2 separate regions of the Mus musculus genome follow, and region 1 is linked to region 2. A link is a loop called in an ENCODE intact Hi-C map of the cell type or tissue named here. Cell type or tissue: left cerebral cortex. All regions are shown on one strand. Each heading gives the region's core, and the rest is flanking DNA. Links, peaks and the distances in the headings are about the cores only. Region 1 holds the start of Adamts18 (a disintegrin-like and metallopeptidase (reprolysin type) with thrombospondin type 1 motif, 18). Region 2 overlaps Gm30052 (predicted gene, 30052).

The links. Hi-C counts contacts between places; a loop is a spot of excess contacts. Peaks named below come from ENCODE experiments on the same cell type or tissue, not always from the same donor. Only the 100,000 strongest peaks of a DNase experiment are listed, where the experiment ranks them.
Region 1: a loop joins it to region 2, with 2.8 times the contacts of the local background. A loop is called at or near these places in 15 of 42 quality-filtered maps.

What each region holds. Positions count from the first base shown.
Region 1 is chr8:113,837,479-113,853,343 of GRCm38, reverse strand. It overlaps Adamts18 (a disintegrin-like and metallopeptidase (reprolysin type) with thrombospondin type 1 motif, 18), which reads left to right and starts at 4,505. Exons shown (of 23, transcript NM_172466.3): 1 at 4,505-4,957; 2 at 5,060-5,150; 3 at 8,176-8,489. The coding sequence starts at 4,868. In left cerebral cortex, for the core only: no CTCF peak of the experiment used is centred there; DNase peaks (open chromatin) are centred at 4,590, 5,107 and 8,322; H3K4me3 peaks cover 1,328 bases; H3K27ac peaks cover 229 bases.
Region 2 is chr8:113,656,845-113,672,709 of GRCm38, reverse strand. It overlaps Gm30052 (predicted gene, 30052), which reads left to right. Exons shown (of 3, transcript NR_136914.1): 3 at 4,052-4,784. Among named protein-coding and RNA genes, the nearest start is that of Gm30052, 12 kb to the left of the region's middle. In left cerebral cortex, for the core only: a CTCF peak has its summit at 7,976 (motif pointing left); a DNase peak (open chromatin) is centred at 7,949.

The DNA of each region.
Region 1 (15,865 bases), core at 4,498-12,497, 180 kb before region 2:
CCTCTTTCTATGGTTTATTTTGAGATCAAGTCTCACTAAATTGCCCAGACTGGCCTTGAACTCAAAATTCCCCAAGTCCGCCTCCCAAGTAGCTAGGATTACAGGCCTCCATGCCCAGTTGTTTTGGGTAACCTTTAGTTAGAAAATTAGATGCTAACCTCCAAGGTTCTGTCTGCTATAGTGCTATGAATTTGTTGTAAAAGGCTACTGTCTTCGGTTTGAATTTCATCCTTTGTGTTCCTTGTCTTTCAGAATAATTTGGTTATAAAGGAGGCAGAGTCAGGAACTCTCTCCCCTCCCCACCGATTTTGAGGACAACCTTGCTACCTAGGCCTCATTTCTGAGATGCTAAACAGGAAGTATTCCTACTTCTCAGGTCTCCAGGGAGATACATCCATATCTGGGTGGGATTTCTATGGGGGAAGGAAGAATTGTTATGTTTATACTGGCATGTGGTGGTATGCTCGTGGCTATGGGTGCATGTATGTATAGCACACATGTAGAAGTCGGAGGACAACCTCAGATGTCCTTCAGATCTTTCCCGTCTTCCTACCTTCTGTTTGGGATAAGGTCTGTCTCCCAGGATAGCTGTCTAGTGTGCTTTGAGAGAGCCTACTGTCTCCAGCTCTCATCTTAGAGCACACGACTACAAGGACTATATAACTTCACCTAGCTTTTTACAGAGTTTGATCTCAGACCCCCACTCCTGGGCTCTACTAAACATCTGCCTAGCCCCGTGTCTGGGCTTCTTTTTCCTTTGGCTGCTCGGCTGAAATAAGTCTGGCTTTTGCTTCTCCTTTCTGTCACTTGGTGGAAATTTCCTCAAGAGATGAAAGACGAGGAACCACGAGATACATACCTGCTCAGTAAAACCTAGCAAACAATTTGATACAGCTTTTGAGAGGCCTGAATAGTGTCCCCCACTGTGCCTATGGGAGAGGTGAAAGTCACAAAGTGGCTAGCTCAGAAAGCTAACCAGGGTGTGCTGGAAAATAGTTTGCTCTATGGGAAGGATATATGCACCTTTATAGATCTGGGATAATGGGCAGTATAAACAGCGAATATGGTTTATCGTATTTCTTGACCTGGATGGGAGGAGATATATTACCAAAGACATATTGCTTTACAGAATAAGAAGGGTAAGTTTATGTCACTAAATATAAAACCAACACCTAGACTTTACCATTGATTTTAAAGCAGAGGTGATAAGGAAGAAAATTAAATATTTTTTCTGTATGTCAAATGTTTCTGTTTTCCATTTCTTTGCTTTTAGCTCTTATTCCATATTTGAATATCATCTGCATGCCACATTCTGGGCTAAGACCGAAAAACATGTATTGGCTTCTTATGAACTTTAATGGTTATTACAGTGTTTTAGATTATAGTTTGAAAATCACCTAAACTTTGCAAAATATTTCCAAATGACCTAGAAATGCTACAGAATCCCCATCTTCAAGGCTAGATGCTCTGCTGACGACTCTCTGTCGCCATCTAGAGGTAGTCCACACATATTGCAGGCCCAGTTCTTAGGAAATTCAGTGTCTAAAGTCATCCAAGAAGGTAGGGCTTTGCAAATGTTCGTTTATCCACTCTGCAGGAGAGACTGGAAACTTTCACCTTTACATGAAAACAATTGGAATTTTGACTGTTATATTTACAGTGTTACAAGAAATGAGTCTCAACCAGAAAGACATGGAGGCAGAAGAACCACCTACATTAAGAGGCCAAGGACCTCATTGGACGAGTACCCGATGACTTCATGTTGATAGAGAAGCGATTAAGATTAGGAACGACACTTTGCATTTATGTCCTCGCCTGGGCAAGACCTTCCTCACCTTCACCCTGGGAACATCTGGATGTCTGTCCTAACTGTGTATATATGGTGATTAATATTGACGGACAGTTTGGCAGGATCTAGAATCACCTAGAGGTGAGCCTCTGGGCATGTCTATGTGGCCGTTAGCAATCTAGAAGATTGAGCTAACTGTTGAGGTGAAAACCTCACTCTAAATATGGTTGGCATCAGGCCACATGTGGGTGGAATCTCAAGTTGAAAAAAAGGAGATAGTGCCTTCAATATGGGTATTGCTTCCTTTCTGTGGACACAACGTAACCAGCTGCCTATCTCTCCTGATAGCATGAAAGGTATCCCTTCTAACTATGAGCTAATACAAACCCTCCCTCTCTTATGTTGCTTTATCCTCGGATACTTTGTACTTTGTCACAGTCCTGAGAAAAGGAGCTGATTTGGAGTGGTACTGGTATGTAGTTGGTGAAGCCAGAGGGAGACTGCTAAATACTGGATGGTTACAATGCACAGGGAGTCCCCATCACAAAGAGTTGTCCATGTCCAAATGTAGTAGTGCTTAGACTGACACTTAACATAGACTATGTAATTTAGAGCTGTTTCCTTGGATTCTACCCTTGAACTTAGTCACTGAGGGGACCTGGAGTGATGTGGATAATTCTTGTTGCAAACTCATCTTAGTCTGTGGAAGAACATTAGCCAAGGACACAGTTATTATGCGCTGATTGTGGGTAGACCCTTCGCCCCTCCAGTTTCCTTTTGAGTTTCCTTGGTGCTGTGATTGGCAGCATCCTTGACAACAGTCCTTCTTTCCTGTTTAGCCTGTTGGTTAGTCACATGGTGGGGTAAATTTTTACTGCATGTCTTTGATGTCTAATTTCCTTTAGTATCCAGTTCTTCCGTGAAGCTACCCAAGGCGTTAAGTCACCCCATGTCATAATCTGCCGGATGCTCATGTCTGGATCCTAGACTCAATGGATCCTGGTTCAGCATTGCAGGCATGATGCACATGTAAGTTTCGCTTAACATATTATACAAAGAAATTCCCTCCGTTCGTACTTTCAAAGCCTACTTATGAAATGCATAGAAAAATAGACTTAGTTCTTACAATAACCTTTAGATCTATCATGATGGTTCCTGTTTAACATTTTGTAGGACAGGGGCCCTGGGAAACCCCAGTGGTTACAGAACCAGATGTTTCTCACTTTGAAGCCACGCCTTACCCTTCCAGCAGACATGTGCCACATTCTGCCTCTACAGCCCACGTTTAGCATCCACTCACTGTTGCATCAGTGAACAAGGCTGTGTATACTGAGCAATCACTTCTAAGACTGGCATGGACCTCATTTAGCTGGTATTCAGGGAACTGAGCAGGGCTGTCTCCTGTTACCACGCTTGGGTGTAAGATCTATCATGGCACACTCTAATGCTGGCAATAGTAGCGTAACTTTCTCCTCCATGACTTGCCTCGGTACCCCTGACCTGTCTACATAATCAACAAGCTTCCTTTTGGCTGATTTTTGGAGCTGATATATTCCCTACCTACACACAACACACATTCACTGAAATCTAATTGCTTTCCTGCATCCACCATACCTGCAGGAGATTTGTCTCCTGCCAATACCTTTCTCACCTAGCCACTACATGGTTTTGTTTCTGACCTGTTTAACACTTCCTTCATAGCCATGACAACAAACACCACCACCACCACCACCAACAACAACAACAACACCCTTTCCTACTTCAAGCTCTTCATGTAGACCTAATTTGGGGGCTTCCCCCTTCCCCAGTGGCATCTATAAGAGATGTCTCATGTCTGACAAGTTTTCTCCCTGCCTCCCTCCCTCCTCTCTCACAACTTCAACCTTTCTGGCTTAAGAGCCCCTTTGTGATCCTTACAGATACTTGCAATCACAGATTTCTATTACTGTTTTACTGTGGCTCAGCTACCCAATGAAGGTCTTGTTCCTCTGGCCTATGAAAGGCTATATTTTCTTCCTCACTACAAACTGTAGAGATCATAAGAATCAATTAAATGCATTGAGGAAATGGCTAGCCATACAGAATAGGAGGTACCGCATGCCCACCACAAAGCTGTTTCTTAGGACTAATACAAAGGGGTTTGGGTGTCTGGGGACAAGATTCAACTTGTTAAAAAGAAAGCATGGAAAAAACCATCTCAGAGAAGGGGTGTGGGGGAGGGTTCACACACCGGAGACAGTGACTACTTATTCACTGCCCACTGTCTATTCTTCAACTGCTCTGGATGGGATAGTTGCTGGTGGGATTCTGGGCAGCAGGGAGATCTTGAGTTCGCAAGAGCTTCAGGTCGTACATCTTTTCATCAAAGGTTCAGGGTTCCCACCTGGTCAGGGCAGGGGCAAGGATGTGGCACAAGAAAGAGAGCTGCAGAAAGTTTCCAGCAAGCCTTGGGTTTCTTCACCCTGTCACCAGAAGACACGTCTGAAAGTAACGCCTCTTACCTGCGCCTCCAGCGTCCAGGCTCATCTCTCTGTGCGCCTGAGCTAGGATCCCAAGGCGGACCCTGAGAGCTGCCCTCCCTCTCCTGGCGGTGTGTCCGTCCCTCCCTCCCCTTGACTCCCACCCGGCCTCCCCGCCCCCTCTGTTCCCTCCCTCGGAGCCCAGGCCTAGAAATCCCACGCCCTTTACTGCACAGGAGCTCGGACGAACCCGGGGAAACCTCCGGTCGCCAATCACGGAGCGGAGGAGAGGCGGGCGCTCGGCTCTAGCGCGCTGGGGGAGCCAGCTGGCTGCTCTGTGCGAGCCGCACACAATCACTCTGATACCGACAAGCGCCCAGACCCGCGAGCATCACCAACAGAGTTTCATAGCCACAGGCGCTGCAGACCGGGCTCTGGCAGAGCTCCCTACACCCCGAAGCACCTCAGGCCCGCGAGGCTAGAGCAGGGAGGAGGCTCGCAGGCTCTCGTGCTGCCATGTGAGCGGCGGCGGCCACTCGCACCTGGCGCCACACCTGGGGCTCCGCTGCCCGCGGGGGACAATGCGCGCCTGCCACAGTCACCGCGTCCGCACCTGACCATGGAGTGCGCCCTCCTGTGCTTGTGCGCCCTCCGGGCCGCAGGTCCCGGGCCGCCGTGGGGGCCCGCGGGACTGGGGCGTCTGGCCAAGGCAGGTGCCACCACCGAGGGGCGCGCCGCACAGCGGGGACGAGGGAGGCGCCCGCCCCGCGACGCTGCTCACGCGGCGGTGTCACCCTTTTCTTTCTTGCAGGCACTCCAGCTGTGCTGCTTCTGCTGTGCTTCGGTGGCCGTCGCCTTAGCCAGTGACAGCGGCAGCAGCGGTGGCAGCGGATTAAATGATGGTTCGTATTTACCCTCTCTCTGGGTACTCCACCATCCCACAAGGGTTTCCCCTTGCACTTTGGTCCCCTTTGTGTTAGCGTGAGATGTGGTAGGTTAAGGAGCATCTCCTAACCTGGCAGGTGTGTGCTGTCTGAGCAAAAGGCTCCCTGGTTAGAAAGAGGGAAGCGCAGCAAGGTCCTGTGAGCTTATCAGAAAATCAGTGCCTCAAGCTACGAGTCACAGAGATGAGAAAATAATTTCCCTCTTTCACAGATGGCTTGTTAAGAAAAATAAATCCGAACTTAAGTAAGAAATTAGAGAGGAAGTGGGCACCGGGTGGGGAATTGATAAAAGGCTCCTTCGTTTCCTTCCTCCGCTGGGAAAGCCACAGATTGAGGCTGAGAGGGGTGAGTGTCTCCCCTCCCCCACTCCACCCGTGTTTTCCTTACTGCTGGTTTCCCACTGAATACTCTCTCTTCAGTGACATCGCCTCACGGATGCCCAAAAGATGTCTTCTTTTGGGGGAACACCCTGTCGCAAGGTGCTTTAAGTCCCCCCCCTTTTTTTTTCTGTCTTCCAGCTTCAAAGATCTAGCACACGCTTCGGTTTTCTCATTTATTAACTCCACAGAACTCATAGAGAGAGAAAAACCCTTGTTCTCAGTGTCTCCCACTAGCAGCAAGAGGACAATTGATGTTTGCCCAGGGCTCTTTAGCAAGACCTTACAGGCCACCATGGCTTTCTGGGGATTCTAAATTTTTCATCTTTGTAGAATTGAGTCCTCTTGTCCTGGTGCAAGGGCTGACTCTGGGACTGAAAGCCACTAGAATTATGTGTAAAAGCTTCCAGAGATTGGATGTTTGGAGAATAGGAGACCCAGAAATGAACTGGACCAGCCAGAGTCTATAGTTTCTAAAACTTCCTTCCTGTTCCACCAGGATCTAATGGCTGGGGAGCTCTTCTGTCCCAGGCGTGGCCCGAAAGTACTTCTGTATTTTGTTTTTGGAGGCAGAGTCTCATGTAATCTAGCTTTGGAAAAGATGACCTTGGCCTTAGGGTCCACCTCCTTATTGCATGCCCAACACACCTGGTTTATGTAGTGATGAGGATTGAACCCAGGGCCTCATGCATGTCTGACAAGAACTCTGCTTACTAAGCTATATTTCCCAGCCCCTGAAAGGACCATAAGTAGCTAGCAGAGCACAGCACATTGGTTCCCCCACCCCCACCCCCCAACCTCTCGGTGCTCCCTCTCCAAGACAGGACTGAATGTAACCAACAGCCTGTATGTTCCTCTCTTGGAAACAAACTTGTAGCAGGTGTCTGGGGTAGGTAGGGGGTGAGGGGTCTAGATGATTGGCTAACACGCCTACATGGTCTTCCAAGTAAGAGCAGGTGCAATCTCAGATGGCCGTGCACAAGGAGGTAAGAAACACACACTGTAGAAACCGGAAACACACACTGTAGAAACCGCACATATGTTGGAAAAGGTTATTATGTAGTTAGGTATGACTGGTAGATAGAGAAAATGGGTTTTCCCTTTTTAAAAAAAAAAGCGAGGAAAGAAAGACGGCTTTAATCAAAAGCTACATACCTGCAGAACAACATATCAGAAATTTTTGAGAACTAAGATGTGTGCTGCTCAGTTTTAAGGGAAAGAGAAGGGAAACACATTTTTTCCTTTTATTTTCTGAAGAATATGTCAATGATAGGGTGTTTCTAGTTTCAAGGAGAGAAGGAGAAAATGAAAGAACCATAAAAGAGCTGGCCACACCTTAAAAGTCACAAATGGTCCTGTTGGGTGTCTTTACTAATTAAGCCCAATTAGAATTGTGTATTGTGTATCGATCTCTACACACCCGAGACTCCCTGATTCCTTAGCATCTTCTGTTTTTATTTCATTGTTGTTGACTGTTCAAGGAAGGGAATCCCCCTCCCCCCCCTTTCTCTTCTGCAAGCCAAGGACCCAAGTGACTCAAACATGCCTCTTAGTTGTTCGGAATCTTTCTAAACACTTTACAAATTAGTTTCCCATTCTGTGCCTAGAAAGTGGAAGTTTTTTTTTTTTTTTTTTTTTTTTTTTTTTTTTAATTCACACTGGGCATGCTCCACATCATCTTCTGGGACGATGCTTTTCAATTCCAATGTTTTGTGAAAGAAAGCAGCATACTGACTTTGCTCTTTCCTATAGCAAATTGTTTCCTCGCTGCCCAGCTTCCCCTAACCCCCCCACCCCGCCCCTGTACACACCCCCAGATCACACAGCAATTAGTGCTGTTCAGGGGAGCCAGGGGGAAGGCATTTTTAAACATGCCTTTCCAGGTGTCCCTGATCTGCCACGCCCCCTCCAACAAGTCTGAGCAGTTCCAAACATCAGCCTCTATCTGGATGCTTCTGATGGTTTGGAGGCATGTTTTTTGCCGAGGTTGTATTTTAGGCCTGGGATTAAACAGGAGAGTCCCCGGTGGAGGCTTCTTGAAACACTAAGGGAGATCCAAATGCTGGCGTGAGTAGCTGGGTGCCCCTTGTTAATGAGCCAAGGGGATAATCAGAAACAGCATATTTTATGAGTCATTCACAATTTAAACTCCATCAGGAAAGTTTCTAAGTTGGACCTAAACAAGGCTATCAATCAAATCCATCCTTTATACTGATTTTTTTTATCAACAATAATAAGTTACATATGATTACATATGGCTAATATATGAAGAGCCCCTGTATTTCCTTTCAGACTGAGAATTGACCCTTCACCCAAATATCTTTGAGATTTATCAAAGTTGCACTTAGCTTTTGGTTTTTGTAGGGTTTATTTATTTTTTAATGCTAGGCAAGTTCTGGGCCCCTGAGCCCCAATCCCAGCTATAGCATAAGCTGGCAGAGCCCGATGGCTCAGAATGCAGTGAGCCAGCCTCTCTGAATTCTCTTCACTGTTAGGTGCATGGAACAAGGTTTTTTGTGAGCTTCGGGGCAAGCTGCTGGAAAGTGGCCCTTTTGGCATCTTGGGCTCTGGGTGCTGACAGCTAATTTTTTGTTTTCCCATTACAGATTACGTCTTTGTCGTGCCAGTAGAAGTGGACTCGGGCGGGTCATATATTTCACACGACATTTTGCACCACAGGAAAAGGCGATCGGCACACGGTGCCAGCAACTCCCTGCACTACCGAGTTTCAGCATTTGGACAGGATCTACATTTAGAGCTTAAGCCCTCGGCGATCTTGAGCAGTCACTTTAGAGTCCAAGTACTTGGAAAGGACGGTGCTTCAGAGACTCGGGAGCCTGAGGTACCGCAGTGTTTGTATCAGGGATTTATCAGAAATGACAGCTCGTCCTCTGTGGCTGTGTCTACGTGTGCCGGCTTGGTGAGTCTGCCCTGCTCTAATGGAACTCGTTCTTTCGTGTTTTGTATAACTTGAATGAACAGATGTCCAGCGCATTAAGCTCCCTCTAGCCAACTCCACACATTCACACTGTCAGCTCTGATACGTATAATATTACAGATAATTATAAATTAGATTAATTGAATTAATCTAATCTGGTCTCTGGGAGCAGAAAAAAGAAAGAAAAATGAAAAGCAAAGAAAATATAATAGAACTTTAATGAGCATTTAGAACATTCTTTTGATGTTTAATGGCCTGGGCCCTTTCATTCCCCATGTTTGAGACGATCCCCAAGGAAATTAATTTGATGGATGCCATTCGCTTTGCAACGTCTTGGGAGACCAGGCATTCTACAAATCTAACCGGCTACATGCATCTCTGTTGCTTTGAAAGGGGAAAACTGCATTTTAATCTAGAATTGTGTTCAGCAGCCAGAGTTAGCCTACCTTCAACATGATGGAATTAAGGGGAGGGGTTTTTCTTTGTTTTTGTTTTGAAATTCTGTTGGTGGTGTAGTAGTTACAGAAGGAATCCTCTTAAAATAGGAGAGGATGTGTGGTACTGGCAGGGTGAAGCATGGCACCCTTGGAGGCAAGAAGTTTAAAAGCCCTTGGGACTCGAGCCTGATTTCCTTTCCATATAGTCTTTCTGTGTCAAACACCAGGCTGAGAATATCCACGTAAATGATATTCAGAATCCAATCAAGTAGACAAGGCAGTAAATGACATCCTAGGCTCTCATTTCATGTTGCAATGGAGAAATGTCTCAGACTGACAGCAGAGTTGGGATTGGAGACACGTGATGATCATGCTGTGGCATGGGCGGAAGGAAGAAAATTTGAGAGAGCCCAATTGGGAATTAGCTGGGGATGTACACATGGGATACAGCTTGGCTAAGCGAGAGGGGTGGCTTCGGGGGTGGGTTGGTGTAAATGAAGGTTCCCATATTCTCAAGGGTTAAGTTTTTTTTTTTTTTTTTTTTTTTTTTTTTTTAGTTACAACTTTTTTATTCCTCACATATTGCCCTGAAATCCAGCCAAAACCCTAACCACAGCCATGGTATTCTTTAGCGTGTTTAAATGACAAAATAAAACGAGTTAGCAATACCCAGCTAATCTCAATTCAATTGAATGATGACTGTCTCAAAGATTCCCTGGGTGTTATGACATGCTTACACACACATGTACACGCACATGCATGGACATATCTTAGTGTTCATCCTTTGTTTGTGTCTGTGTGTCTGTGTGTGGTTGTGTGTGTGTGTGTGTGTGTGTGTGTGTGTGTTGAGTCTTCTGCTGGGTTTTGGCTTTCCTCCTTGTGTTTCCCACCCTCTGCCTATTCCAATTTCCAAAAGTCTTCCAGGGTTACTCCCTCCACCACAGAGCCTTAAACCATCTCATTCCAAACACTCACAATGAACAGTTGCAGACCCTGATTCTCATTATCAAACCAGTACCAGCTAGTAGGGTTCTGCGTGTGCCTTAGTTTTCTCATCCCTAAAACCAGGACTATTGCTGATGAGTTAGCTCAGTAGGTAAGGATGCTTGCTCTCAAGCCCCATTGACTTAGGCTCAATCCCCTGGGACACACATGGTGGGAGGAAAGAGCTAGCTCCTCTGACCTCTGCATGCATGCTGTGGCACACTCAAACCCACACACATACATAAGGTATACAAAATAGATAGAAGTGTTAAATGTACTAAAAGTAGAAGTAACCGGGGAGATCTCATCCCAGGCTTCCAAGTCTCTATGTCTTCTCATTCTTACAAAATGTAGCCTCTCCGTGTTCAACACTCAGGAATTCTGCTCCTTGGGAGGGGTAGGAAGTCGGATTTGCTAATTCCAGAGTAGATATCAGGTTATCTTTTCTAGGGAAGAGGTTCATTTTTGAACTAAGGACAAATTACCATCTAAGGCAGAAGAATGAAAAGGTTAAAATTTCTCCAGAAATAATTGACCCAGGGTCTGCCTTGTGGAAGGCACAGGTTGTCCCTTCTCTGCAACAAGCCGGTGTACGTACTTAGTTATCGAGACATCACTGGGCCTTGCTTTGCTCTCTTGAGTGGTGTGAGATGACCTCTAAGATTTTTACAATTTCCAGACATCTGACTCTAGTGATCTAATTTGGTCACCTCCATAGAGTCTATTTGTTAAGAGGTAGAGAAGAACCAAACTTATTTGTCCTGAGTTTGCTACTATCCTTTTCCCATTCCTCCATAAAACACCTAGGAAACACAGCAGACCAGTAAGAAGCAAAGTAAGAGAGAATGGAACTCTCACTAGCAAGTGGTAACCCTGATCCATATTAATTTTGTAACCTTGTGTTGAAGGGTAATATCTGCATATAAACGTTAAAATGCACATACAGGAAGATGTAAAAAAAGTAATGGTATAACTTGATTAATGTTCACAAAGTCCATGCCCATATATATGAGCCTAGATTAAACAGACATTATTAATGCCCCAAGAAGGGCACTCAGTTGTTCCTTCCTTCCTGTCCACCATTGCCCTAATGGAATTTGTGGTTTATTTATGCTTATTGAAAATTGTTGCTTAAGTATGAGGATCCCAGGATGGTTTTGTTTGTATAATTGTTTGTTGTTCTTGTGTTCTCACGCCCCTGGGTATGTGCTTAAGAGTCAAGTCGCTGTGCTCCTGGGGTAGGCATAGGTCAAGCTTTGGCAGATGCTGTGAATCAGGTGTCCAAAATGGCTACACCAGTGTGCACTTCAACCAATAGTATGTGCGAGCGCTCTGGACACTCCCTCTTCTCACCAACACTTGATGCTATCTGCCTTTTCCATAGCACTCATTTTACAGATGTGAATTGGGTACCACACTGTGGCCTACATCTTCCTGATGGTTAATGGGGGGGGGGGTGAAGTACTACTTCCAAGCTTATTGGACATTCATGTGCCTTCTTTAATCATATCTCTACTATATACAGACAAGATACAGAATATGTCTTTGCAACTTAAAGAGCAGTGTGTGCTTCTTTCTCAGGCAATAGAAACAAGGCTTCTAAGCAGAACACCTTGATAATAGTGTCATATTATCAAGAGGGAGCCTCATAACCCCCCTAAGGTTAACTGAGAGTTACAGTGATGGATTCAGAACATTATAGATGTTCCAAAAGTTCAGCCAATGGACTGGTGTCACTTATCAGAGTGACTCCTCAAAATGTTGACGTGCCAGAAAGAAGATACATGTTGTTCTTCATCCATGAATGCAGACACTAACAAGACGCGGATGGCACTGTGAGATGAGATATCTTCACGTAAAGTTTCTATCTTGGGATTTCTTTAAGAGTGGGGCCAGACCATTGCCTTCGGGATTGCTTTAGATGGGGTAGCCATCTCTCTGTGAGTCACAGAAGGTATTAGGGAAGCAATCAGGCACCTTTAAATGATCTGGCAAAATGCCATCAGAGCAGCCCGCTCCTACCTAGCCTACTAGAGAAGCCTCAGAAGAAAATCTGAAGAGCAGTAAAGTCATAGTTGTGAAATACACGTATTTTTCTTGTAGGCAGGGAGGTAGGCGTGCACACTCCAGCTGGAATGTTTTCTAGCAGGGGATTTCCCTGAACAGTTCGAAATTACCCGGTGTTTAAAATATTTCTAATACTTTTTTTTTTTTTTGAATGTACACTTACCATCCCAAGCTGACACAGAACTCACTTTTAGGAGTTCAATGGGTCGGTCATTCCTTACTTGCAATCATTTCCAGAACGGGAGCAAATGAATCTTGCCTGCCATTAACTGTGCATGCCACTCTTGGCTTTTAATACCAAAGGACTGTTCTGGGTCACCACTGCCCATTTTGCCCAGTGACCTTAAACTCGGTGAGTGTATTGGAATTGCAGCCTTTGTCACAGAATCATGGGGTTACATAGTAAGCGAGTCATTTGCTGCCTGCCATATCTGTCCTTTCTCCTCTATGAAGCCTCCTCTATCTGCCCTCTCCAGTGCCGAGGAAGATCATGACTACCAGCAAGCCCAGGCTGCTGGAAGAACTCACTTTGCTGTCACACTATAACCAGCTCTGGGATCTCACCCGTGTTCCTTAATTCTATTTTGTGTCAGTCTTTGCCTTTCTTCGAAGGTTTTAATGTTTTAAAACATTCCACCTTCAGGATCCTTAAAAAAAATATATATATAAGTGACTGTAGAGTATGACCCACTTGGTTAGCTTTGTCTTATGTGCTAAAAATTTGGACCCCTTTCCATAAAACTGGAATTTGGGCCCAGGCATGTATATGTTTTCTGAATAATTTTGCTGTGTTTTAGTATTTGGGAACTAGTAAACTGTGAACACTTTTGTTTGGGAATGAATGGGGAAGCCACCTTGGTTCCTTCATCCAATGGGGGATTATTGCTTCTCTCATAGCAGATACTTTTCTGAGCACATCCGGTAAAGGTGTGAACGAGGAGGACACTGACGCCATTAACACACCCTGTTAGGCATGTCTAGCCTTTTTATTAAAAACAAGATTTATTTTTATTTTGTGTGTATTGAGTTAGTACCTGTGTGAGTATGGTGTCCAAGTTGGCCAGTAGAGCCTGTTGGATCTCTTAGAACAGGAGTCACAGGCAGTCATGAGCTATCACTTGGGTGTTAGGAACCAAAGCAAAGTCTTCTACAATACTAGCAAGTATTCTTTTTTTTTTTCCAATTTTTTTTCCAATTTTTATTAGGTATTTACTTCATTTACATTTCAGTTCTTAACAGTCGCATGTTGCTAAGCCATCTCTCCAGGCTAATGTCTAATGTTTTGAATCTGTAACAGGACATCATTCATCTACAAAGCCCATGCTTTGCCATGTAATCCAGTTTTACACACACACACACACACACACACACACACACACACACACACACACACCACTCACACACACACACTCACACACACTCACAAAACAACCTTTTTTTTTTTTTTTTTTTTTTTTAAGGTAAGCTTAGGGTTCATAGCTCTGCTCAGCTACCTATAGCCCCCGGACTGTGGATTAGACACACCTGGAGGAGAAACAGCAACAGGCTCTTAGATGTAGAAATTCCCATCTTAACTCGTCACTAAGCTGTGGCTCATCAGAGCTCAGGAACAAAGAGCCCACAAGCTATAGCTTCAGAAAAGGGAGAGGCTGGGCAAGGTGGTACCAGACAGCACCCCTCAGCCCTGCAGTGTGTACCAGCATGTCCGTGAGTCAGAGAGTCCTACATCACTGACAGATGTCTAATTCTGTTTAAATCTAGACTTTTCTCCAACGCGTTTTGTCATGGGTATTTTTTCCCCCTCTGCAGTTTCATCTAGACAAGACAGCCATGGAAACTGTGCCTTTCCCCCAATTTTGTACTGAAATTTTTGTCCAGTTCTGCATGAAAATCACCTCTAGGGACAAGAGCTTCATGGTCACTAGGCTTAAAGAAAGGTAGGCACCCAGGCTATCCGCAGATGCCTCACGGAGCTGAGGAAGGCCTGGAAGTTCTGATAACGTTGCCTCTAGTTCTTGAGTGCTGGGATGGCTTCAGCTTCACTTCTGTCTGGTTTTATGTAGTGTTGGCGATTAAGCTCGACTCTGTGAGTGCTAGCCCGGCACTCTATCAAAAGATCTACATCCCAGGCCATTTCTGCTGTGTGAGAACCAGTGAGTGCCATGTGCCTGTGCCCAGACTTCCTATGTAACTGAGGCTGACCTTGAAGTTCTGGTCCTCTTGTCTATATCTCCGGAGGTGTGCCACCACATCTGGTTTTCTGTGGTACTAAGGATTGAACCCAGGACTTTGTGTGAGCTAAGAATTCTATCAAGTAAGCTATGCCCCCTGGCCATTCCATATCTTTAAACACACTTAACATGCATTTTGAATCTCTAAATGATGAAATCGGTACTGGCCTGACCAATATATCTGATTTAAAATTGTACTTCTGACTGAAATATAATTGCAGAAGAACAATTGCTAGGCCTAAGATAATATGCCTTTTCTTTGTACCTGACCTCTGATGGCAATGTGTTTATTCTACTTGGAGATAATAGACTTTTGCTTAATGAACTCAGTCTAGACTAGGCTCTGTTCTTTACATGTCTAGTAAGTGAAAACACACACACACACACACACACACACACACACACACACACTGACCTCGTGTGTCTGTTCAGCTAGCTCTACAGTGCACGGACGGGTCTGCTGACTTTTGATAATCTCTGCAGAGTCTAGCTGACCACAAGGGAAGGCTGCTTTGCCATTTGTTGCTGAATCTTCTGTCTGGTGTTGGCTCATGGTCTCCACTCCCAACTGTATTCCAGGCTCCAGCAGAGTGGTTACAACAACCAAGGCTGCCTCAAGGATCTCTTCCAGCCTGGATCCCCTGTGCGCCATCCAACTTTGTCGCTTGCTTCCTTTGGCTTCTCTTTCCTTTGTCTGCTCCATGGACAGCTGCCCTGATGTCACATGTGTCTTTTCTTCAGGGGTGGCCTTTGCAGCCTGGGACTGCTACAGTGACCATTCTCAGGAGAACCTTGGTCCCTGCAAGGAGCTTTTGAAGCGCTTGGATATGAATAAGCGGCTGAAAGCTTTGATGCCTCCTTTTCAAAAGTATTTTATAACTCCGAAAGCTGTCACCGAGTTGTCTTATTGCTAGTCACTGCCTGCCAAGTTATCTTTAGAAAGCCGATTTCCATTCATAAAAGGGCTGAAGTTAAATGCCCCTAGCCGGTGTTTCTGCTGTTTTGCAGGGCCTTGCTGGCTAGCAGGGGTTGTTGAATTACATCTACCCACTTGGAACTTCATGGTCACTTGAGAGGATCATGTGAAATTACAGATTAGACTGGGTTGTATTTGCATGTTTCTTAAATACAGGCTGACCCAAATCAAAGATGTTTTTCTTAGGCTATTATTCAATTCATCAAGGGTAAAAAGACCCTTTTATTTTCTTGGCTTTTCTCCTCTGTGTTCTCCTAAGACATGATTTGTGAATAGAATTATTTGCTTTTATCAATGCTCCGAGCAAAAGGCCAAACCAAATTAAAAGAAAAAATTCTTTTTTCCAAAGACCAAAGCTCTTGCGGGGCAGTGGGGGGTTGAGTAGGACTCTAGAGTAGCTAAGATAAGCCTGAGGAGTCTCCCATGAGAGTCGGAAGGGCCCAGCCTCCCTCTGTATTGCCTGCCTGTCATAATAAAGCCATTAAGCACCATTCCTTCTGGATAATTCTGCGGGCCATACTTGACTCCAGGGCCCTTGCTGGGGGCATCCTGGACACCCTGAGCTTGCTTCCTGGAGCCTCAGGTTTTTCATCTGTTCAGTAGAAATGGCAGCTGGCAGAGGGTGAGGAAGACGGTGCTAAGTGCTGAACTTGTCACACAGTA
Region 2 (15,865 bases), core at 3,626-11,625:
GCTCAGCTACTCAGAGGCAATGAAAAGCTTCTGGTTCCAAGTTTTTATTTCTATTTGGGTGAGAAAAATAGGATAGGATTCTAACGAACAGGCTGCCCAGGGGATCGGGGGTGGGAACAGCACTGGGATCAGGAATGAATCGAGAAAGCACAGCTTTAGATTTCATGCTAAGGTCATCATAGCACACACACCGAATCGTGTGTGTCTTCCCCACAGGGCTCTGGGTAACCCTCCATCGGCTGGTTGGTCTTGTTCGTACTAATGAGGCAGCCACTGTCAGCAACCACATCTTTTTCTCGAACCCGATGCTAGAGTTAACTAAGGAAACACTAGATGGAGTAGAAAGAACGACATCGCAGTTGAAAAGACCCTCAGTAAGCCGGGGGCGTGGTGGCGCACGCCTTTAATCCCAGCACTCGGGAGGCAGAGGCAGGCGGATTTCTGAGTTCGCGGCCAGCCTGGTCTACAGAGTGAGTTCCAGGACAGCCAGGGCTACACAGAGAAACCCTGTCTCGAAACCGCCCCCCCCCCGCAAAAAAAAAGAAAAAAGAAAAAAAAGAAAAGACCCTCAGGAGATCAGCTTGTTCCGAGGAATGATTCATGGGAAGGAGGGTTCCTGATACAGAAGGAAAGAGAGCCGATGGTGAAATGGAAAAGGCTGGTGTTACCCAAATATAAAAGGACCCTGAGGCAAGACATAGCAGAGGCTTGACTGCCATAATTGTAATATACATTAGCGTTTCCAGGAGAAAAGAAAAGATTCAGATCTTTCCAGACTGGTCCTTTCTCATAGAACTCATCGGTGGTGGAAGCGGGACTCAACTCTTCAGATGGTAACCATAAAACCAGATCCCTTCCTCTCTCTTGTTGTCAGACTTCCCAAAGCTGTGTCTCTCCTCGACTTGCCAAAAAGCAGTCAGGCTGGTACTAAAGGCAGCGTATTGTCTAGTGGGACACCCAAGGTGACACTCTTCTACATGTCTACAGATTTAAAAAAAAAAAAAATGAGGTCTTAATGGAGGACTTCCTTGGTCTAGAGGTGGATAAAGAACAAAAATTAAAAAACAAATGAGAGCTTCAGAGCTGCCTCACCGGTCTGTCAGAGGACCAAAGTTCAGATGTCAAAGTTCAGAGGTCAAAGTTCAGATGTCAAAGTTCAGATGTCAAAACTCACATCTGAAGGCTCACACATGTATGTAACTACTTCTCCCATGGTATCCGATGCCTCCTCCTGGCTTCTCTGGACACCTACATACATATCTACATATCTACCCTTACACACACACACACACACACACACTCACACACACACACTCACACACACACACTCACACACACACACACACTCACACACACACACACACACACACACATACACTCACAAGAAAAAAAAAACTTTGAAGAAAAAAAATTAAGGCCAAAGGATTGTCATTTTCTATAGCTAGCCTGAGTTATAAAAAAGTGTCAATCCACTGAGGACTACACAACAAGACCCTGTCTCAAAATCAAAACTTCAGCCACAAGCATAAAACAAACAAACCTTAGAAGCCAGAACAAAAGGGGCAAATGAAGTCGTGAAACCACATGGGAGTTCTATTTTTCTACTGTGGAGCTAACTAGTGCCTACTCTTCCAAAAAAAAAAAAAGCTACTATGACAAAAAAAAAAATCAATAACTGAGCTTGGTGCTTTCCTTGTCGAAACTGTCCAACTGGAGCCAAAGGTCAGACTATCTTCACACCTCTGATCAAGCAGCTCTGTGGATCCCACAATCCCACAGCCACACTGGACATGCATTAGTCAAGCCAACCTCTCCTAGAGACTTCCCTTCAAAGCCTGAGAGAGAGCCCATCCCAGTCATTTGGAAGGCATTAGCTCAGCCCTCCCACACTTCCATTGTCTTTAAAAATGTCTGTCTTGACATCACAGGAACCCCATCTCCTGGGATTTCAAATTGCTTACCAGCCTTGGCCTTAATTCGCTTTCCTGTCTCGCAATAGAAAAACCCTTGCAAGTATGGGTCCACGGTACTGGACTTCAGCTGCACCTGTTACAAGAGTCAAGGTGTTAGCATCACCAACATCATCATCGTGAGCATCACCATCACCATTTCTGTGCTAATTGCTGGCTTTAATCAATATCAGCTATGTCAGTGACCTATTACTACTTGGGGCGGCTGTTCTGATTGGTGATATTTTATCGATAAGAAAACATGGCCCAGAAAGACTAACCTAGATCTTTCATCTATTAACTTAAGCAGATAGGAGTTTGATCACGAGTAATCCCAATGGATAAAATAGCACGTTGGAGGCAGCATGATACATCAATGCACTTAAGTGTGAGAGAGTTCTCCTCTGCTGTCAGGAGCCGCTGAGTTGAGGATTACCATCCCTGGAAGATGAAGGGACAGAATCTCATATTCAAAACCCAAGAGATCTTATACTGCAGAGCGGCAGGCGTGAATCTAGAACGAAGGCCCGTTTGTCCTCTAAACCCAAACTAGTTTGGCTCTAGTATGGGGCTCTCTCTGTCCGGGCCACAGTCTCCTCGTTCACGAATGCAGGTAATAACAACACCGCTCTCAAAACTGACTACAGTGGAGATCAAAGAAGACTGTGGTCTGTGAAAGATCTCATAAGCCAGGTGATGATACTGGTTGCCTGTTTCATCTTGGTCTATGCAAACCTGCTTCGAGGAAGGAGTCTTGTCTTGGAGGGGTGCCATCTGCTGTCTGGGTTCATGCGCTGGCTGGACAGCAGATTCACTCACCTAATTTTTTAGGGTCTTGTAAAAGGTATGAGGTAATTTGTCTTTGTTAGTGAAAGATTTAGTGATGAATTCACCCTGTGGTATAATTAGCCCCAGGCCTGTCTGTCCCAAAGGGGATTCCCCCACCCCACCCCCGCCCCCTTCCTATCTTACCAAAACACAGGCAACCTGGATCTGAGGGCTATGTCATTCTGCAGAGTCCAGGCTAATCTAGCAGAAATGCTTTGAGTCAACAAGTCCTTACTCCTACCCACCTCTGAGAGCCTGCGCTTTTCCTCAAAGCTAAACAAAAGAGTACCTCCTGCCAACATTAAGGCTGAGCGAATGACATAAACTCCCTGTCTTGTCTTAAGAACTTTTAAGAACTGCTTAAATTCTTGATCTGTGTTCTGCTGTTGCTTCCTCAGTTTCGGGGTGGTGTGGGGGAGGAAAGCATAAAACAAAGGGGTGCACTTAGGAAGCAGGAGGCACTTGTACCCATCCTTGCCCAGGGGATATGCCTTTACTTGATTTTCTAAAGAGACTGAGCGTAAGGCTAGGGGCTTGCCAGCTTCAGAGAGAGAGAGAGAGAGAGAGAGAGGGAGAGAGAGAGAGAGAGAGAGAAAGAGAGAGAAGAAGGAAGGAAGGAAGGAAGGAAGGAAGGAAGGAAGGAAGGGGGAAGAAAAAGGAAGGAAGGAAGGAGGGAAGAGAGAGAGAAAGGAAGGAAGGAAGGAAGGAAGGAAGGAAGGAAGGAAGGAAGGAAGGAAGAAGAAAGGAAGAAAGAAAGGGGGAAGAAAAAGGAAGGAAGGAAGGAGGGAAGAGAGAGAGAGAGAAAGAGAGAGAAAGAGAGAAGCCAGGCAGTAGTGACACATGCCTTTAATCCCAGTACTTGGGAGGCAGAGGCAGGCGAATTTCTGAGTTCGAGGCCAGCCTGGTCTACAAAGTGAGTTCCAGGATAGTCAGGACTATATAGAGAAACCCTGTCTTGAAAAACCAAAGAGAAAAAAAAGAAAAAAAGTAAGAAGGAAGGAAGGAAGGAAGGAAGGAAGGAAGGAAAGAAAGAAAGGGAGGAAAAAAGAAAGAAAGAAAACAGAAGGGCTTGCTTGAGGGAGTCTGTACCTTCCTTTTCAAACCCTGTTTCATCCCTAACCACTGAGCAACTAAAACTGTAAGGAGCACTTGCTGTCCCATCCCAACTGCTTAGATCATCTGGCTATCAAATGACCTTGGGCCAGCCGAACGACCTCCATCCTTGACTTTGCCAAAACATTGATTTTTTTTTTTTCCCCTTCTCATCTCTTCAGAAGTAAAACATCCTTTGCCTAATTGTTGGCGATTAAGAGGAGGGAAAAACTTCCATGGCAACCGAGCTGGCAGGGACAGCCAGAGAGGGCTTTGAAAGGTTCTGCCTTCTCGGGTTCAAGTCCACGCAATGAGTCAAGTACTGAGATCCGTCATAATGATTCTTGCGGTCGCTCATCTCAGTGCTCACGAAGGGAACCAAATTCAATCTTTGCAGATGGTCAGTTTTGCAAGCAGAATCTTCCCTTTACTCCCATTCAGAGATTCAGAGATGATAGGACCCAGGACCCAGTAAGTACCATAGTCATGCTGGTGACCAAATTCCCGGGAATGAAGAAAGTCTGGATTTACTCCCTGGAGGATCCAAGTAAGGATGCTTCAGATGTGCAAAGACAAACCCCACCGTCTAAATTGTACTGTAAATATTGTCATACTGGACTCGCATCCGCCATCCAAAGCCCTTCATGATCCACGTATAAGCATAATGCAGACCTCTGAGTCAGCCAAGTATGCCGGCGGGCACAGAGTGGTCTAGCTTTAAGAGAGTTCTTCCCTGACATGCCTTCTCCTGTGATTCCTTCCCTGATTCTCTGGTACCACATTTTGAGTACGTCTCTGAGTAGACAGCTATGTTCTCCCACTTCCTCTCCTTCAACCCTCTCAACCCTTTATCCCTCAAAACCTCGCTTCTTGAAGTCACTTTGAGTTGACTATAATGGGGGAGGGGAGAGCTTGTTTAAGAAAAAAAAAAAGTAGCAATTTAAATGAGATGGCCACAAGATGTTACAGCACCTATCATTGGAAGATGGAGTTGATTTCATCATTGTTCAGACCTGCCTTGAACCCTGGAAACTGTTTCTACAACCAGGTTCCCCAAAAGTCTTCAAGCACCCCTCCCCGCCTCCTTTGGCCTCTTGAACTGCTGGAGTGTGACCGCAGTATAAAGAAGTTCTGTCTACCCCATTTTAAGGCTGAAGTACCAAAGGATTCCTGCCCTAGCTACCAGAAACCAGAGGCCACCTGGACCACCCACACACAGAAGAACCACTTTATAGGTGACAGTAGACAGCTCAAGAGGAGAGACACCTGGCTGAGCCCATTCCAGGCTGGGAATCTTGAGCTAATACCATCATGGCTCCCCACAGCAACTCTGACCTCTTGTTAGGTAAGCCACAGATTTCCTGGGCGTGCGGTAAAGTTTACAGATATATGGCCATTCTCGGGTACTTTTGTGCTTGAGATGGCAAACGGTTCCCATGAGAAAATCCTTTCACCCCTGTGCTCCTCGTCCTACTAATTCCCACTGACGACTGTTAGAGTTTGCAGGCAGCCATTGGAGTGGACAAGGCTCCTCTGCCGTCTTCACCAGACCAAAGCAATGCACACTTTAATGACAGTAGCTGAGCTTTGGTTAATTGCAGGCTGCTCTGAAACCACTTACTTAATTAAGCTGTTCCCAGTTCGGGGCTCAGGCCGTGCTTTGGTGGGAATTTGCAATGCTGTCTTTTAGTTCCAGGAGCCGCATAGTTCGTCCATTACTCTTGTTTTGTTTTGTTCAAATAAACTCCACTAAATTTAATTGGTCTGAGGAATTTTCCCTTCTTAACACCATTCAGGCCTCAAATTGGACACCGTTCCTCTGGGAATCGTCTCTGGCTCCCTCCCCCTCCCAACCCCTTGCCCCCTCCTCCACCATTCTCAGCTCCCCACACACACACTCCTCACCCCCACCCCTCATCCCTGTGAAAGCGCTTTCTCACGGCCCCCCTCCCTGTTTTGTTCCCATTCCTCTGTAACATGCCATGTGTCTCCCACCCGGAGGCCATACTGTCAGCTCTCCTCACCAGACCAAATGTGTGGTAAAGCGGGGGCCGGTGTCCATCATGACCATTACTGTGTTCCCAGAATGCAGCTCAGCGCAGGCCAATGGTGAAAGATTCCCTGTTAGCTGTGCTGGCTATCAGCCCGCCAAGGCTCCCCCAATCCTCTTGTCAGGACACCAGTTTGATGATGGGCTCCTACTATGGATGTAAGGCAGTGAGTGGTCCTCAATCTCCCTAACGCTGCATCCCCACGCTGTGATGACTCCCCCCCACACAACTCTAAAACGATCCCATTGCTAATTTATAACTGTAATCTTGCTACTGTTACAAATCGTAATGATGATATCTGATATGCAGGGTATCTGATGTGTGACCCCCACACACACACCTTGGGGGTCATGATCTACCACGTTGAGAACCGTTGACATATTGGATCTGCTCTGCCTCTGTGTACATAGGTCTGTATCGGATCAAACCTTCCCCTGCGTATTGGAGTAGGGGGTGCAAGGTGCCATCCCCCCCCCCCCCCAGCAATCACCCCTCCGCTGCCTACAGTGTTGAGAACAGCTGCAGTCTTATGTTCCACCAGCTCAGGAGGCCCCAGAGCCTCAGCCTGCTGCTCTTCTGACACATTTCCCATTGCCAAAACAAATTTCCAAAAGACTGCAACTGAAGCTTAGCACTAACAGTGGTCTGACCACTGCGGAGCAGATCGCATCGGCAGCTTAGAACCCGACGCCTTGATTAAGGCCATGTGGAACTCACACTGACTTACTAAGTAGCTTCATTTTGCCAATTTACACGGGCCTTGTCGCCAGCAACAGCCTGCATGAAGAAGAGACTTACATCCACTGCCATCTCACCTCAACCTGAGGATGTGTTAACACTGTAAGCAACAACCACAGCCAATTTATTTCTCTGTGCTTTAAAATGTAAATAACTGAGCCTTTTATACATTGTTTTCTTTTTAAACTGTGCTATGCAAGGCTCCTGAGAATTTCATCTAGCCGGAATTCCACATTTCATTCGACTTTACTAGAACTTGCCTTTAGTATAAAAATTTTTGTTCAGCACTTGGGAAAGGTTTTTAGAAAAGAAAAACACATTACAAGCGACACTAAATTCCTTTCAGATAACTGAACATTCTCTCATGTTGTAAGGGAAGCTAGAGTTATAGAACAAATATGGGCTTGGGTACCAGGCAAATGGGAGATTAGATTTTTTTTTGATGTTTTATGATGCTGGGGATCCAACCCAGGGACTCACACCTGCTATGCAAACACACCAAGCCCCCAGCTCAGCTCGAAGACTGAATCTTCTGTTCTGTTCTGTGTATAGTTTTATTTAAAACAAACCAACCAACCAAACAACAAACAAACGTGCCTAAGAGATAACATCAAAACTCAACTTATCAAAGTGTGAGGAGCTGAAGATATATTCCTGATGGTCTCAATTGATATACCTACATCAACTTGGATCAATGCAAGCTCATTTGATGCAATATCAGTAGCCATGGTAGCAGGAACAGAGGAAGGCCGCATGGGATTGGTCCTAGTTCATTGTTTCTTGGTTCCTATGGAGACAACGCTGGCTCAACTTTTACCCTCAGTGCTCACAGCTTGGGGAGCTGAGTTGCTCACTAAGGGTGTGTACTGTTCCTGCAGAAGGCCCAAGTTTGGTTCCCAGCAGCCATAGCAGGAAGTTTGTAAATGTCTATACCTCCACTTCTAGGTGTCTAATGTTCTCTTCTGTCCTCCACAAACACCTGTACTTATGTGCACGTACCCAAGCGTAGACCTAGGCACACAATTAAAAATGAAACGAATTTTAGATAGAAACAAGTATTTAATGCAAAAGCTTTCGATGTATGGTGTCTCTGTCTCTCTCCCTGTCTCTGTGTCTGTCTCTCTGCTGCCCCACCCCCAACCCCCACCCCTTGGCAACTTTTAGCACGCACATGTGGAATAGTAACTCTGCTGTTGAAAGCCACAAACACAAGGATAACACAAGACCTGCTAAAACAGCTCTTCTACACCCAACAGTGGAGTCTTGGTGCCCTCTGCTGTTCTCTCAGCATAGTGCGTGCCATCCTGTGTTATTTAGAGGGAGTTGGTGCATCTCTGGACAGAAGCTGCCATCTGCTGGGTACAGTTACCCTTAGGAACATCCAGGGTGTTTGATGTTGCAGACTGGAAACCTCCAGGGATGGGTCTATGTGACCCATATCTCCAAACCAGTCTGGAAGGTGAGCTTCTAATGGCCACAGAGTTTCCTTCCAGCAAGGGAGCAGCTCTTTCCTCAGAAAACCAGTCACAAGTCCTTCTCATGGTTATAGCAGCAGTAACAACTGCAGGGGAGAGGAGACTCCACTTGAGAGCTGTCTTAAAGCTGTACAGCTCTGGGGAGCATCTTTCACCCATGCTAGGGCAGGCTTTTCAATGATGCAGCTGCCTTAAGGCCCCCCCCGCCCCCTGCTTGCTAAGTGAACCTAGTAAATGCACTACTTTACTCCAGTGGGCTTGGGTGTAGTCTCGTCTACTGACATCGTTCTATCCCGAATGAGGAGATGTTTGTCTATGTGCCCCCAGGAAAAGTCAAAGAACATTGCCACCTGTATACCGGGTAACTTTTCTGTTCATAGTTCTTTGAAACACCTTTCTGAGGCATATAGGAAGTTATGAAGGCTCAGTGTTATGAATGATGTTGTCACTGTAGAAAGGATAAGAGGGAATTTTAACCAAAAACTATTTTCTTACATGTTATCTACTACACATTAGAGCAAATATATATATATATATATATATATATATATATATATATATACACATATATACACACGCATATATATGTGTGTATATACACACACACACATATACACACACATACACACACACACATATATATATTCACATGTATGTAACAGCAGTTGAAAAAGAGGCCATGATTTGGGAGGAAGTAGAGGAGACAAATATGGCAGGGAATGAGGGAGAAGAAGAGAGAGGAAATAATATAATTATACTTTAATTAAAATTTTTAAATGGAGAAAGCAAAAGCAATTGGACATGCATGCTAGAGTATATAACGGTAGTTAGCATTTCTATTGGCAGGATAAACCACCATGACCAAAAGCAACTTGTGGAGGAGGGAGTTTACTTTGTCTTACAATACCCAGGCCATAACTCTGTTCCTGAGAGAAATCATGGCAAGAACTCAAGGCTAGAACTGGGGGGCGGGAAGCTGATGCAGAAACTGTGGGGGAACGCTGCTTACTGGCTTGCTTTTTAGAGCTTGCTTAGTTTGGCTTCTTATACATCTCAAGGCCACCTGCCCAGGTGTGGCACTGCCCACAGTGAACTGGACTCTCCCATAGCAGTCATTAATCATAAGATTGCTCCACAGGCATGACCACAGGCCAATCTGGTAGGGCCGTTTGCTAAACTGAAAGGGTTTGGATTTTTTTTTTTTTCTCTCTGTGAAGAACTGACTGGGGACACAGATAGATACACTTGTCAAAATTTAAACATCATAAGAGCGTATACAGGTATCCAAACACCACGTGCCATGCCATGCCATGCCATCATTTGTATAAGTTTTATGTGTTGATTTAAAAAAATCGTAAGAGGCCAGGTATTAAGGGGTACACCTAATACCTTAGCACTTCAAGAGGCTGAAATAGGGGGATTACTATAAATTCAAGGCCAGCTTGCACTAAATAACACATGCCAGGCTAGCTGGGGATATGTAAAGTCATCCAAAGGCCAAAAGTCTCATCCTGAGACCAGCAGGACTAGGACTGCTTCTACCCTGCTCCGGGCCTGCGTGTCCTGGTACACCATAGCCTTATGGCTGCCAACTCTGCCACCCCTGAGGCAGTCATGTAGCCGGGTGTGCAGATTACAGGTTAGACTTCCTCTCTCCCTATAAGGACATGGCCCGAAAGCTCCTGGAATTCCTCTTCATGCAAAGGAAGCATTCCCAGGATCTTGACACCAGCAATGTACACTCACCCCCAAAACCCCTACCCACTCCCTAAAAACTCTCTCCTGCCCCGCACTCATGCCAGGCAAGATCCTGCCTAACTCACCCACCCATCCACCCACCCACCCAGCTAAGTTTCCCTCCTTCCAGTCCAGCCCAGTGCTCAATGATGTCTGGATATCCCAAGGGGAAATGGCAGGGCTATATAGAAAGACCTTGTCTCAAATAAAACAAACAAATAATAAATTGTAAGATGTCCAGAGTACCTTATCCAAAGTAAGCACAAATAAAAACCCGTTTTACCTTGGGAGATTTGGAGGTGGGCGGCTGGGATCCAGGTGAGCAGGGAGAAGTGGGGGTGGCGAGGGGGAGGTGACAGGCAGCACTACAAAGGCATGCTTGCACAAGACTGGTGGGAAGGCCTGGTTGCCTGGAACAAGGACTTGGGGCTTAACCTTGTGGTCCGTAGGAAATCGTCAGTGTAATGAAGTGGTATCAGTTAATTATTTCTGACCACATTGTGGATGATGAATGGACATTTGATGGGACTAGAGTCAGAGTGAGAACTTAGATGCTTGGAGAAGCCAGACACGTGGCAAGGACAGTCAGGGAAGATGGTGGCAGTCAGAGGAAGATGACCAGAAGGTGGGCGTGAGAGGCCAACTCAGCAGGCAGGAGGGGGTGGTCATGTGATTAAGTAAAATGGGAACTTTAATTAAAATGTAAATTCCTGCCTTTTCGACGTGAAGCAAGAGAACTGGGACAGAAAGACAGACAGGAGAACCTTGTGGCCTCTTGAAAGGCCAAGCTTCCAGAAATCCACTCAAATGCAGCTCTACACCAGCCAAGCAGGAAGGCCAATGGAAAGACAGTCATTTGTGGGACCTTCTGGAAGAGAGCCTTTGGTGTCTTAAAAGTCATTCATGTCACAAAGCCACCGACCCATCTTGGAAGTTGAAATGGATGCTGTAGAGTTTGCTAAACCCTGCCAGCCATGCTCCATCTCCTGGCTAGTTTCACAGCGTGGCTAGCTCTAGCCCATTCTCATAACTGTTTCCCAATTTTGCTCTGATCCAAAGCAATCATCCAAAGCCTAGAGGTTTATAAACAATTGAAATCAGTTAAAGATCATCCTCTACTCCCATGGGATGGTACAGGATGCATAGCTTTTAGACCCAGGTGGATCCCGCTGGCTTTCTCCATTCTGTTACTGGTGTTAGATAAAAGATAAAAATCTCTCCGGAATTCAGTTTTCTCGGTTATAAAAAAGAAAAATGGGGACCGAGTGGTTGTTGGTACTGTGACAGAAGGCATCGAGATGAACATAAAAAGCTGGATCCCTCCTCCCCCAGTTAGGTGCTTCGTATAAGAATATAAGAAAACAGAGCATGCCCAGAACAGCCTACTACCCCTTCACACCGGTACACAGCTGCAGTCTATGTATACCATCAGGGAACTCACAAACACTTAGATAATCCTCCACAGATCTGCTAAGGGGCTTGTTTCCATGACAACTTTAGAATCTGTCCTCAAGCTCCCAGTAGAGATTGGCCATCATAAAGATCTTGGGGTCAATTCCTCTGAAAAGGAAGAAGGCAGAACTTGGGGGAAGGCTTCAATGAAGGCAGCAGCCAACCCAAGCTCCTAGGCCGTTTTGAAGATGCGATTTCTCCAAACTCAGCCAAGGACATGGGGTCTATGTCCCACCTCAAGGTTTCCTTTATACTGTCAAGACAGCAGTGGGTGCCAAGACAGCAGTGGGTGCGAGCTGCCCAAGGAAAAGCAAAGGATTTTAAACCAGCTCAATATAATACTGCATTTCAAAAGTGGGATGGGATGGCATAGTGCAGTGTCCACTACCTGCTGGGATTGTGGAAGGAATGTGTGGGTGCCTCAGCACACAGTTTCTGTTGAGTGTTGGAGGGCACTTGGATTAGCAATGGACTCTCCCAGGCTAGCTGCTGGTGACTTCAACTAGAAGCCATACAAAGCATGCACGCCTGGATGGAATGCACTCTGGTGGCTTCTGCTGAGTTCATGACACATGAAGATATGGAAACAGGGTTCAGAAGAATCCACAACAATGGAGAAGATCAATAGATTGAGACTCTCATGACATTGTAGCTGTGGAACTTCTGGAAGTATCTAGCCTTCTCAGACCTCCATTTCCTCCATTTCCTCATGGGAAAAAGAAGCCCATTTTGTGAATAGTCAACTCAGAGTGAGTCTATCTGTATCCTATGAAATGCTCAAGCAGAGATAAACCAGCAGTATACAGTGTCTTCATCCCGAATATTAGAATTCTATCAGTGTGTCTTAGTTAGGATTTTATTGCTGTGAAGAGACACCATGACCACAGCAACTCTTATAAAGAAAAACATCTAACTGGGAATGGTTTACAGGTCAGAGATTCAGTTCATTATTGTCATTGGGGGAAAACATGGTGGCATACAGGCAGGCATGGTGCTAGAGGAGCTGAGAGCGCTACATCTTAATCCACAGGCAGAGGGAGACTGTGTGCCACACTGGCCATAGCTTGAACACAGGAAACCTCAATCCCCACCCCCAACTTGACATCCAAGGCCACACCTCCTTCAACAAGGCCATACCTCCTAATAGTGCAACTCCCTATCAGCCAAGCATTCAAACACATGAATCTATGGGGGCCATACATTCTCAAACCAAAATACAGTATATACACAGATGGTTAAATATGGTTATAAAGGGAAGCTGGGGAGATGGATCGGGCAGGAGAGGTCTTGATATACAAGCATGAAGACCCAAGTTTACTACTCCTATAAAAAGCTAGGTAGGATGGTATACGCTGGTGATTTTAATTCTAGGAAGGCAAAGGCAAGAGGATCCCTGGTGCTTGCTGGTCAGCTAGCTTAGCCTAATGGGTGAGCCTCAGGTCCCAGGAAGAGCTTCAAAGACCAACATGCTGAGAAACAGCATCGAGGTCAACCTCTGACCTCTGACTTCCCCGGGTCATGCACCTGTCTACATATACGCACATAGAGGAACACACACATACACAAATAAATGAATGTTTGATGTCATTTAAGCACTATATCTCCTTCACAGAAATGCCCATGTTTTCATCACACACGGTGAGTCTTTAAGACTTGTGTGAGTTATTCACGTTTATCCCACGATAGGATCAGTTCTGACCTGTGTTCACAGTTCCCACAGACTCATCCTCATTTCTGAATGACTCTTGACAACCTAAGGCTATGGCTTCTATTCAGCCTTCGTAAGTACAGGAAATACTGACGTCCACATCAGTCCTTGTTAACCCCCCTCATTTTATTCTAGATTATTACTTTCAAGAAACTCATTTTTAAAACAATTCATTAAAAAGAATGCTATTGCCAAATATGGCTACCTAAAGTGAATCATCTTTGGAGGTAGAGCACAAAAAATAAATAGAAGGAAAATAAATCAAATAAATTACATTCTAAAAAAATTAACTGCTTCCTTAAAGCTTTATATAAAGGGGGATATTCAAAACTTAAAGTTGTGTTTCAGGCATCTTAGCCCAAAAATGCAGATTTATTTCTTAACATTTTGAAAGGAGAATAACAACCTACCTAGATGATTTAGGTATCATCTGGCCCACACAGAGCATCATGACATTTGTCCCACACTGATCTAAGTTACGCACACAGAAATTATATTGCTGGGGTGTGGTGAAACAGCTAATCCTTTAATCCCAGCACCCATCATGCAGACGCCACTGGATCTTGAGGCCAGAATGCTCTACACAGCAAGTTCTAGGCCCACTAGGGATGCACAGTGAGCACCTTATTTAGAAAAAGAGTCCCATTTGACAGATGCATACGTTTATAACTGGGATTAGGTTGAGACACAGATATGCCCATGACTCACACCAAAGTACTTTTTAATTCCTTTTTGGGGAGAAAGTCTGCATTGCAGATGTATCAGTTGGGTTTGGGGACCCCCACAGTTCTCTAGTCTCTGCATTTTGATCAAAATGCATGAGCAAAACCTTCACAATGTGCTTGCATAAACGAGACCTGCACACTGACAACACCAGCTGACATACCAATGTGCATTGGGGGGGGGGGGCGACATTCCACATGGTCACACACTTAGATGAAGAGTCATAGGTGGTCAACCACGTCAGAGAGAAAGAGATAGTTTCCTCCAGGCAGGGATGAGTTTCCACATATGATGTCCAATACAGATGAGCAATGCTAAATGGACTGAGTATGTTCAGCATCGTACATGCATACATACATAAACACAAAGATACACATGAATGTGTGTATACATGTAACAGCAATCATTAAAAAATTTTTAGGGGGCAGAAGGGAATGGGAGGTTATGGAATCTATATTACAGATACTGTATATTATATACACAGTGCTCATTAAATAATACTTTTTAATAGAGGCAAAGGAAACTGACATTTCACATACCTCTCCTGAAACTATTATTTCAGTCTCTGGTTTACAGTTGAGGTGAAGATTCTAGATGTAAATAATTTTTCTTGGATCTCACTTTGGTTTTTGAGACATGTTTATGGAATGTGTTTCCGAACAGTTCTTTACTGGCCCTCGGCCTAAGATGTCATCTGCCAAGTAGCCAGTTCTTCCTCTCACAGGAAACCTGTCCCTATGTATAGCTCAGCATGGACTCAGGCTTTCAATCTCCTGCCTCAGCTTTCCAGGAGATGACATTACATGTATGTGCCACCATGCCTACTCTCTTGAACTGCACTTTTCTTAGGAGAGTCCCTGGCTTGAGTCAGAAATGTCTAGCTCCAATAGCCGTCTTTTGAAAACCTGTACCATGAGGATACAAATGAACAGGAAAAGCCAGAAGCTCTTTTTCCGCCACAATTCAGTTCGCCAATGTGGACATTAGAGCCACCCGGTGGGCTTGTGAAACTCAGATCGATCACCGTGTCCACCTGGAGTGTACCTCTCAGTGGGTCTGGGATAGGAGCCAGCTTCCTGACTTCCTAGCCAGCCCCCAGGTGCTGCTGATGCAGGGGGTTGAGCTATCACTTTTCCTGGAGCTTGACCTTGATCAATACTGTTCCTTATTTCTGGTTAAGTGCTCTGCAAGGCCACGTGCACATCATCTACTGGAAATTTTTAAAATAAATCCAGCCAGAGCTGGGATAGCATAAAAGGGATGGAATCGGGCCTTTTAAAGGCAATTCTGGGCATTCTCGGAGCTGCTGGTGACCTATGTCTGCAGCCCGACTTGCATATTGGTGGTTTGCAGAACATATCCATGAACACAGATATGCTTTGGATGGCTGGGATCTTGCTCAGACTCTCTATAGATGGATAACACTATGCAGTTTCTTTGTTTGGTTTTGGGTGGTCTTTGTAGAGTGGATATGAATTACACCCCTTTCTGGGCAGAGGAACTGTTCGCTGATGTTTATGGGATGTCTTTAAAGGCATTTCTTTGCTGTAGTGTCAGGTCGACTAAGTCCCAACAAGTAGGGGTGGGAGGTTGGAGAACAGAAGCAGCAGCAGGAGAGCAGAAGACAGAGGGTCTGTGAAGACTTCCGCTGGTTTGAGGATCGTGGTCCTGGCTTTACCCCTTCTGCTTTTTCCAGGAGGCTTTGGAGTGGATAATTCCAAGACGACACCAGAAAAGCAGGGAGTTTATTCCCATGACGCTGGTGTCAATCGTTAGGTGTTACCATGGGCACCAGCTGTGGGTATGCTGGGTTTGGGATCAGTGCAATGAAGAACACGTGGGCTTCCCATCGCAATCACAGGAGGAGGGAGACGGAGGCCAAAGTTAACCCAGTCATCTGAGCTTCAGACAACTTTGGTCAAGCCTAAAATAGGGTACCTAAGAATGGTGAGCACTCATATGCATCTCCTGTTTCTTTACACATAGAAAGGGGAGGCAAGGAGTGCTGGAAAGAAGTGACTTGCTCACAGTTGTAAGGATGAATGGCAACTGGAAAGACTATGCCTAAATTCACCCAAGCCCCGCCTTTTAAAGTCCTCTACAGAGTCTGCA